Linked DNA regions of Homo sapiens: region 1 is linked to region 2. A link is an interaction called in ENCODE POLR2A ChIA-PET data of the cell type or tissue named here. Cell type or tissue: HepG2. All regions are shown on one strand. Links, peaks and the distances in the headings refer to the core of each region. The heading gives the core; the rest is flanking DNA. Region 1 overlaps LOC124907868 (a long non-coding RNA gene). Region 2 holds the start of LOC124907867 (periaxin-like).

Region 1 (4,392 bases), core at 251-4,250, 67 kb before region 2:
ACCAGACTCTCTGTCCCTGCCCCAGCCAGCAAGGCTCAGAACAGTGGCTGCTCCCAGGTAACTCCCAGCCTGATTCCGGGTCCAGTCACCAAGCTCTGGGGATGGCCTTCTGATGGCTTATAGGTAAATGCTCTCATCCCTGCTGGAAGATCCTAATAACATTTTAAATTGTGTCTCTCTGTCTGTGGGGCTGCTAGCATTAGCCAGTGTGCCTCTGACTCAGCGGGATCTCGCCGTACCTGGCACCTAGTAGGCACTCAACACACCGTTGTTGGATGGGTGTGTGGCAACTAAATGTCTGACGAGGACTCAGGTAAATCATCTTCTATGAAAGCCCAGTCTTTTCTTGGCCTCTTGACCTTCATCATATGTATGTACTGTTTGCACTTTCTTTTTTTTCTTTTTTCTTTTTTTTTTGAGACAGAGTCTTGCTCTGTCACCCAGGCTGGAGTGCAGTGGTGCGATCTCGGCTCACTGCAATCTCCACTTCTCAGGTTCAAGCAATTCTCCTGCCTCAGCCTCCTGAGTAGCTAGGATTACAGGCGTGCGCCAGCACACCTGACTAATTTTTGTATTTTTAGTAGAGACTGGGTTTCATCATGTTGGTCAGGCTTGAACTCCTGACCTCATGATCTGCCCACCTTGGCCTCCCAAAGTGCTGGGATTACAGATGTGAACCACCGCGCCTGGCCTGTTTGCCACTTTCAAAAGAGTAGTGAGAACATGGAGCCTATTCAAATGACAGAACTTTTTTAAACAGCAGGTCCAGCCAGCCCTTTGGCAAAACGGCTCTCCCTTTTAGACGCCCCTTTTTGCCTCCTGGTAGCCCCCTCCTCCTTCCTCATCTCACCTGTTTGGGCCCTGGGGCCACTATTTCTCCTCTCCTTTTTAAAAGCTGCTGTCCAGGGCCATAGCGCTGCCAGGATTCTGATAAATAAGTTCACCTGAAGAAAATGACTGATCATGTCTTGATGAACTCACTGTCACTGGCTGCTCTGGGTGGCATGTGCATTTCGGACAATTTAGTTGCTTCTAAACTTGGTGGCTGGTATAAAACAGAAGTCTTCATGAGTCATAAAAAAAGGACACGTTGGAGAAATAAATGTCAATATTATGGGCTCTTTTATGGAGTATGCCCTATGCCGTTGCTTAGAACAACCCAAGCTCACTCCCGCCTAAGGCTGCAGCTGCCCGCTTTTTCTAAATCGCTCTTCTCTCTATAGCTACAGGGCTGGCCTCTTCAGCAGTCAGGGCTGCTTGAATGTTACTTTCCAGTGGCACCTTCCCTGGTCACCCACTCATTCCCACCTTCAGTCTTACTATCTGGGCAGCAGGCTTTGCGAACACTCTGGGAGCGCCAGCTTTAATGTGTGCTAGAACCTAGGATTACTAGACCTGGGAGTGGCTGTGGAATGATAGGGAAGGACTCAGGTCCTAATCTCTGGGGGCCTGGACTATGTGCTCCATGAGAACAAGGGCTGTGTGAATGCCATCCTCGCATCCCTAGCACTGACACATAGTAGGTGCTCAGGGAATGTCTGTGGGATGATGTAGCTCTTGCTTCTGGAAGAATGTGGCTACCCTACAAGCCTGGACAAGGTAAAGAAGTACTAAGTTGGGTGGGAATGAGAGAAGCTTCCCATCTCCCTCCAGACCCCTGATAGCATCCCTCTGTGGGACCCCGTCATATATGGCCTTTCACAGTACACCAATGGGCAGCACCCAGATGGAGGCTGCTCAAAACTTCCCTCCAGAGGAAATCAGGCGTAAAGTCCTTGCCTACCAGCAGGCCAGGGCAGCCCTGGGTCACAGTGGCTGTTTTGCAATGGTGTCTGGGAAGAGGCCTCTGGGAGCTCTTTCTCAATGGAACCAGGCTCTCACAGGCATCACAGGTCATATCCCTGTTGCCTCAACCTGGTCCAACTCACAGAACTGACCTACCTAGTGGGGCTGGGAAGGTTTAGGCAGACAGACAGACAGACAGACTGCCTGAGGTGTGAGGGAGTACACTTACCCCCTGTGACCAAAACCCCATGTGTGGCCAGCGTGGCCGATTACTCATGGTCTGGGGAGGGAGGACAGCCGGATCCAGAGGTAAAGTCTAACCCATGGAGTCCTAAGCAATGGGAAAGGAGCCCCATGTGGATTAAATAAACATATTCCTGCCTGCAGATCCCCTTTTCTAAATGCATAAGGCAGATGTACTATCTGAAGGACTTTGGACTCAGTGAGTTGTGACTTATGTAAACAATACCACACTGACTTAAAAATAATCCACAAGGCAGGAAAAAAAACCTCTTTCATTGTTATAAAACTGAACCAAGATTACATTTTTTTCTCCTGTAATTGCTTCTCAGGGTCCGTAAATAGACCTTATTATAAAGAGCTGGGGAGGGGAACAGCAAATCAAGATAAAGTACAACCTTTTTTTAGATTATTTATGGGTTTTTTTTTTTTGGTCTGATTCTGAACCCTTTGAAGAACTGAAGGAATATATAAAGTAAGTTAACTGGTTTCATTCCAAGGAATGTCAAATAAAACTCCAGTTTCAGAGAGACAGAACTCTACCAGTGTTCCCAAATGCCAAGAACCTTCTATGTCATGTTTTCTGGGACCTAACGTTATTCTCCTTAAACCTGCCATGATTTTCAGTTGAAAAATACCCAAAGTGGATGCGAGCCTTGCCCAGGGAGGGCATCCTGAATGTGTGATTCCCATTTCCCACAACTCAGCGAGGGAGGAAGACCCTGACCAAGAGGAGAGCAGTGATCACTGCTTAGCAGAGAGTAGCTTCTCAGGGACTTAGCATTTGAAACTGACAAGACATTGACCTCAGTTGATCAGCCTGAGCCACCTACTTTTCTTGGCTGCCTCTTCCCCATTCCAGCCACTCTCTGTGTTTAGTTCTTTTTTTTTTTTTTTTTTTTGAGACAGGGTCTCGCTCTATCACCCAGGCTGGAGTGCAGTGGTGTGATCTCAACTCACTGCAGCTTCTGCCTCTCCAGCTCATGCAATACTCCCACCTCAGCCTCCCAAGTATATTGGACTACAGGCATGTGCCACCATGCACAGATAATTTAAAAAAAAATTTTGTAGAGATGGGGTCTCACCGTATTGCCCAGGCTAGTCCTAGAACTCTTGTGCTCAAGCAATCCTCCCGCCTCAACCTCCCAGAGTGCTTGTCTGTGAGTTTAGTTCTGATGACTGAGTCTAGCTGTCCAAAGACGCTGAACTGCTGAGCTCCAAAGAGGGCTGGCCTCTCCCCCGCACCTCTGTGCTGGACTTCTTCAGCACCTGTGAAGGGCCCAGCTGAGGCTGTGGCCAGCAGAGGAAGGGGAACCTTATCCCTCACCTGGTCCCACAAGAGACCACAGGAGGTCTGAAGACATGCCGCCCAATTCTCTGACATTATTATGTCTGATGTTGGTGGCCACTCTGGACACTTGCCCTCTCACATTTCATATACACCCATGTATTTGTGCCATCCGCATATCTCTGATGGCTGGTGGCAGTGTCTGACTGCATCCCAACTCTGCTGAGCAAGAGGTACACGTAAGACAATAGTAGCCAGCACCCAAAGCAACATTTAGGCCAAAAGAATGCACATGTGTGTGAAGGTCTGTGTGTACTTATGCCCGTGTGTTGGAGGTTGGGAGGGATGCCTGATGATATTTATTAGTCACCTTCTTGTACATGCAGTTTTCACGCAGCTTGTTCCTTAGTGCTCATGTCAGTCTCCAAAGGTGAAGATTATTGAGGCCCAGGCACATGAGGGCTATTTCAGTTTACTAGAGCTGCCATCACAAGTTATCACAAATTTAGTGGCTTAAGACGACAAAAATTTATTTGCTCACAGTTTTAGAGACTTGAAATTCACAGTCAAGGTGTTGGCAGGCCATACTCACTCCAAAGGCTGCTTTGTGGCAAGTCCTTCTTTGCCACTTCCAGCTTCTGGTGGGTCCAGGAATTCCTTGGCTTGTGGCTGCATCACTCCAATCTCTTCCTCCATTCTCCCATGGCATTCTCTCCTGTGGCGTGTGTTTGCACGAGTGTGTATGGGGTCATTTTGTTTCTGTGTCCTCTCCTGTTTCTTACAAGGACACTTGTCATTGAATTTAAGCCCACTAAGACAATCCAAGATGATGTCACCTTAAGATCCTTAACCCAGCACTTGGGGAGGCCGAGGTGGGTGGATCACTTGAGGTCAGAAGTTCGAGACCAGCCTGGCCAACATGGTGAAACCCCATCTCTACTAAAACGACAAAAATTCGCTGAGTGTGATGGTGCATGACTGTAATCCCAGCTACTCAGGAGGCTGAAGCACAGGAATCACTTCAACCCAGGAGGTGGAGGTTGCAATGAGCTAAGATCGCACCACTAGACTCTAGCCTG
Region 2 (4,392 bases), core at 256-4,255:
AAAAAAAGGCATAAAGATTTTAAAAAGAAGAATTGCAACTCACTCCACACACGATGTGATTGTTTATGTGGAAAATCTTAAGAAATGCAAGAAACAACTATTACAACTAATACATCAATTGAACAAGGTCACAGGATACAAGGTTAATATTAAAATATCAATTATACTTTTATATATCAGCAGCAAGAATTTGGGAAATGAAATTAGAAAAACAATTTTATTTACAGTATCTTCAAAAAGCATAAAATACTCATGAATAAACAACAAAAGATGGACAAGATCTCTATGTTGAAAACTAAACAATTATTGAAAGAAATTAAAGAAGACACACACACACACACACACACACACACACACACACACACACAGTATCATGTTTGCAGATTGGAAGACTCAATGTTGTTGAGATGTCAGTTCTCCACAAATTGATCTGTAGAGTTATTGCAATCCCAGTAATAATGCTAGCAGGAATCTGTTGTAGAAATTTACAAATTGATTCTAAAATTTATATAGACATGCAAAGAATCTAGCGTATCTATAACAATCTTGAATTAGGAAAATAAATCTGGAGTGCTCAAACTACATGACTTTAAAACATTATAATACCGACATTGTTGGTTTTATAATTAAGACAGTATGTTACTGGCATAGGGACTGACAAATAGATCAGTGGATCTGAGAAGAGAGCTGGAAACAGGCCCATGATTACATGGTCATTTGTTTGCCAAAGGTACCAAAGCAATCAATCCATGGGGAAAGAAAAGTCTTTTCAAAAATGGTGCTGTATTAACTAGATGTTCAGAAGTAAACACACAAAGAAAACTTTAACTTATTTCTCACGTCACAAACAAAAATTAATTCTAAATTATTGTAGGGCTAAATATAAAATCATAAAACTTTTAGAGAAAATATAGGAGAGCATCTTCATAACCTGGAGACAGGCAAATGTTTATAGACAAACAGGCCACAGAAAGCAATAAACGTAACAGAAAATGAATAAATGTGTCCCTGTCAAAATTAAAAGCTTCTGCTGATAAGTGATACCATTAAGAAAATAGGCAAGCCATAGATTAGGAGAAAATATTTGCAAAACATCTGAAAAAAGATTGAAATCCTGGGTTTATGAAGAACTCTTTCAACTCAATAATAAAAAGATAATCAATCAGAAATGGATGAAACAGTTGAAGAGACAGTTCACAAAAAAGATACACAAATAGCCATTCGGTATATGAAGAGACACTTATCATTACTCATTTGGGAGATAAAAATTAAAACCACAACGAGATGCCTCTACACTTTTAACTTAAAGAATAGCTATCACCAAATATTAGTAAGGATGTGGTAACTTCTTATAAAGCTATACAAACACCTACCCCCTTGACCCAGCAGTACCACTCCTAGGGTTTTTCCCAAGAGAAATGAAAATTATGTTTACAAGAAGACTCACGGAGAGGAGAACTGCAAACATCAGATGTTCATCAACAGGAGAACGGATAAGCAAACTGAGCTTCATAGAATGGAATATCACTCAGCAATAAAAAGGAGCAGTTCAAGATATTCTCATGCCTCAGCCTCCCGAGTAGCTGGGAGTACAGGGATGCATCACCACGCCTGGCTAATTTTTGTATTTTTAGTAGAGACAGGGTTTTGCCATGTTGGCCAGGCTGGTCTCAAACTCCTGGCCTGAAGTGGTCCGCCCACCTCGGCTTCCCAAAGTGCTGGAATCACAGGCGTGAGCCACCGTGTCCGGCCTACAAATAACTTTTTTAAATTAAAAATGTGGTTCCCAGATGCAAATACAATGCGTGTGCTTTGCCCAAATCACCTAAAAATAATAAGACATTTTTAGAGTATCAGGCATCCTTTGATTTACTAATATTTATTGATTGCCTAAGATATAAGGCACAGTGAAGCTGGCAGATACACATGTATCTCCTCGCCTTCAAGGAACTTAAAATGGGCATGAAAAGTGGTCCACAGGAAATTGAAACCATGAAAGAGGTTTTAAATAATGGACTTGATGAGTGTATATACATATGTTATAGACAAAAACCCAAACAGCCTTCTTTCTTGCTCTCTCTCTCTCTCCTTCCTATCCCATTCCCTCCCACCTGCCAGCATCAACCAGACTCTATACTATTTCTCTAACTCATGATACAGGGAAGTCAGGTGTAGTGAGTGTGGCCAGGGTGAGTGAACATTTGAATGGACTCAGCCTGACTCTGGGAACATTTTAGGATCTTTGAGGAACATTCTGAGCCTTGCGTCCGCATGCAAGGTTGCAACTACAGTGCAGCCTGTGGCTTTCCTGACCCTGCCTGCAGCTGGTGTGAGGAATGGCCCCTGGTAAACATGTTTTTCTTGGTTCCAGGCATGCTTTTCCCCACAGCTGTTCTCTTCTGGCATCCAGGTTCAAAAGCATGACCTTGGTCTTCTCCCTCCCTGGGGGCCCTAATGCAGGGCTGTGTGGTTCTTGGACCCTGGGGCTGCTTTCCACCAGAGGCTCCCTTGCTCTTCCCACCAGGAAGTATATATGTTCACAGGGCCTGCAAGAGTGCACGAGCCACTGAGGGAGCCTCCTCCCAGGGTTCTGTGGTTGAGGGCAGATGAGAAAGCTGAAGGCCAGCGATGAGGGATCCTGGCAGGTCCTCTCCATGAGACATCATCTACTCATCCTTCTCCTCCCATGATGTGGGGAGGCCCACGCTCAGATGCAGTGATTTTGATACTCTGAGATTAAGCTTCCACTGCAAGAAAATGGGACTCAAAGCAGAAATTATGTTGTTACTCACCAAAATGAAGGCTATGGTCTTATACCAGGGAGCCACCAACTCAGATTTCTACACCCTACTCCTACATGATGGAAGCTCCATTTAAAAAAAAAAAAAGTACACAAATAAAAACAAACAAAATACCCAAAACAGAACAGATAGAACCAACAAAAGAACAGGGATAAAAACAAAAATCCCTTCGATTTCCTTTTTGACTGTTTTTTCTTGTCCTATGGGAGACCGACAGCCAGTTGTAGTGGAAAGAGCATTGGACAGGGAGTGTGGAGAGCTCATGCCTGTTTCCCATTGTGGGACCCCAGGCAGATCACAGCCCTTCCTGGGACCTCCATCTCCTCCTCATCTGCTCCAGCTCCCTTGAGATGCCATGATTGATGAAGCTCCCTTGGCCATCACATGGTACACATCTGTGGGGTTAAAGAAGGCATCTCACAGGAAGGGTGAAGAGTCACAGCAGCTGAGCACTTTCTGCATATCAGGCCTTGGCTAACTGCCTGTGTGAGATAGGAAAGCCATTTTACAGATGAGGAAACTGAGGCTTAGAATGTTAAGTACCATGCCTGAGTGAATCAGGATTTGAATCCACATGGACATCGGGCTTTCACATACATTGGCCCAGGCACAGTTTGAGACTGAAATTAAGAAATTGCATTTCACATCATTTTTGTTGGTTTGGTGGTCATAGTTGCTGTTTCTCTGCCATAATTAGAATCCTGCTGGAACCACACCCACCGCTCTTGAAAGATATTACTGTAGTGCGCTTCAGTGTTTGCTCCTGGGGAACGCATTATACCTCTGGGAGGCAAGATGCTTTAACAAAGAAGCACAACTGAAAAAAGAATGTCTGTTGCTTTCTGGATAAAGTATCTGTCATTTGATTCCAGTTTGCTAATCTCAAATGTAGCTTTTAAAATACACTTGTGATTTATTTTCTTTTTGAGAGTCAGGTGGAGTCCCGCATTTGTGGGACTTCATTTTTGTTTGCAAATACAATACCTTGAATAAAAATGTGCTGTGGAGCAGGCACGATGCCTTCACCAGTGTAGCCGAAGACATGTGCTATCCTCCCTGGGTCTGCTTTCTGGCCTGCCTGTGGAGGAAGGGGTGGAGGTCAATGTAGGGATGAGAGCCAGGGCCTGGGTATGGGGACAGTTGATAAGGTAGGGGTCCCATGGACCCAGATCCTGGAAAAGAAACAGGCAAAACTAGAAGGAACTTCTTCTTATCATTCAGTAGAATGTTCCCGGTGAGGATGTGGACTTTATTCAATTATCCAGAATTGAATGAATCAGTTCCCTGCCAGGGTGATCAACTCACCCTTGCTTACCTGGGACTTTCCTGGCTTTAAAACCCAAAGTTTCCTGGGAAATTTCTCTGTTCAGGAAAACTGGGATGGTTAGTCACCTTACCTGGGACCCAGGCTTGGCCACTGAATCTCCCACTACACCTATTCACCTATTTTACAGCAAGGCAATTGAGGGAGCCTTGTGTTGACGTTAGAGTTGTGAACATGGTGACTTGAGCTGTAATTTTGTCTCTGGGGCCATGGGATTGTTTTCAGTCCCTGGACTTGGAACCCTCATGGACCCCATCTCTTTCTAAC

The links. Peaks named below come from ENCODE experiments on the same cell type or tissue, not always from the same donor. Only the 100,000 strongest peaks of a DNase experiment are listed, where the experiment ranks them.
Region 1: POLR2A ChIA-PET joins it to region 2 with 6 read pairs; 2 of 35 experiments call an interaction of 5 or more read pairs at or near these places.

What each region holds. Positions count from the first base shown.
Region 1 is chr2:111,177,098-111,181,489 of GRCh38, forward strand. LOC124907868 (a long non-coding RNA gene) reads right to left here. Exons shown (of 2, transcript XR_007087189.1): 2 at 3,823-4,392. Among named protein-coding and RNA genes, the nearest start is that of BCL2L11, 58 kb to the left of the region's middle. In HepG2, for the core only: no CTCF peak of the experiment used is centred there; DNase peaks (open chromatin) are centred at 1,914 and 2,194; H3K4me3 peaks cover 600 bases.
Region 2 is chr2:111,244,363-111,248,754 of GRCh38, forward strand. LOC124907867 (periaxin-like) reads right to left here and starts at 3,845. Exons shown (of 2, transcript XM_047446748.1): 1 at 3,786-3,845. All of the region lies in intron 3 of MIR4435-2HG (MIR4435-2 host gene), which reads right to left. In HepG2, for the core only: a CTCF peak has its summit at 2,522; a DNase peak (open chromatin) is centred at 2,429.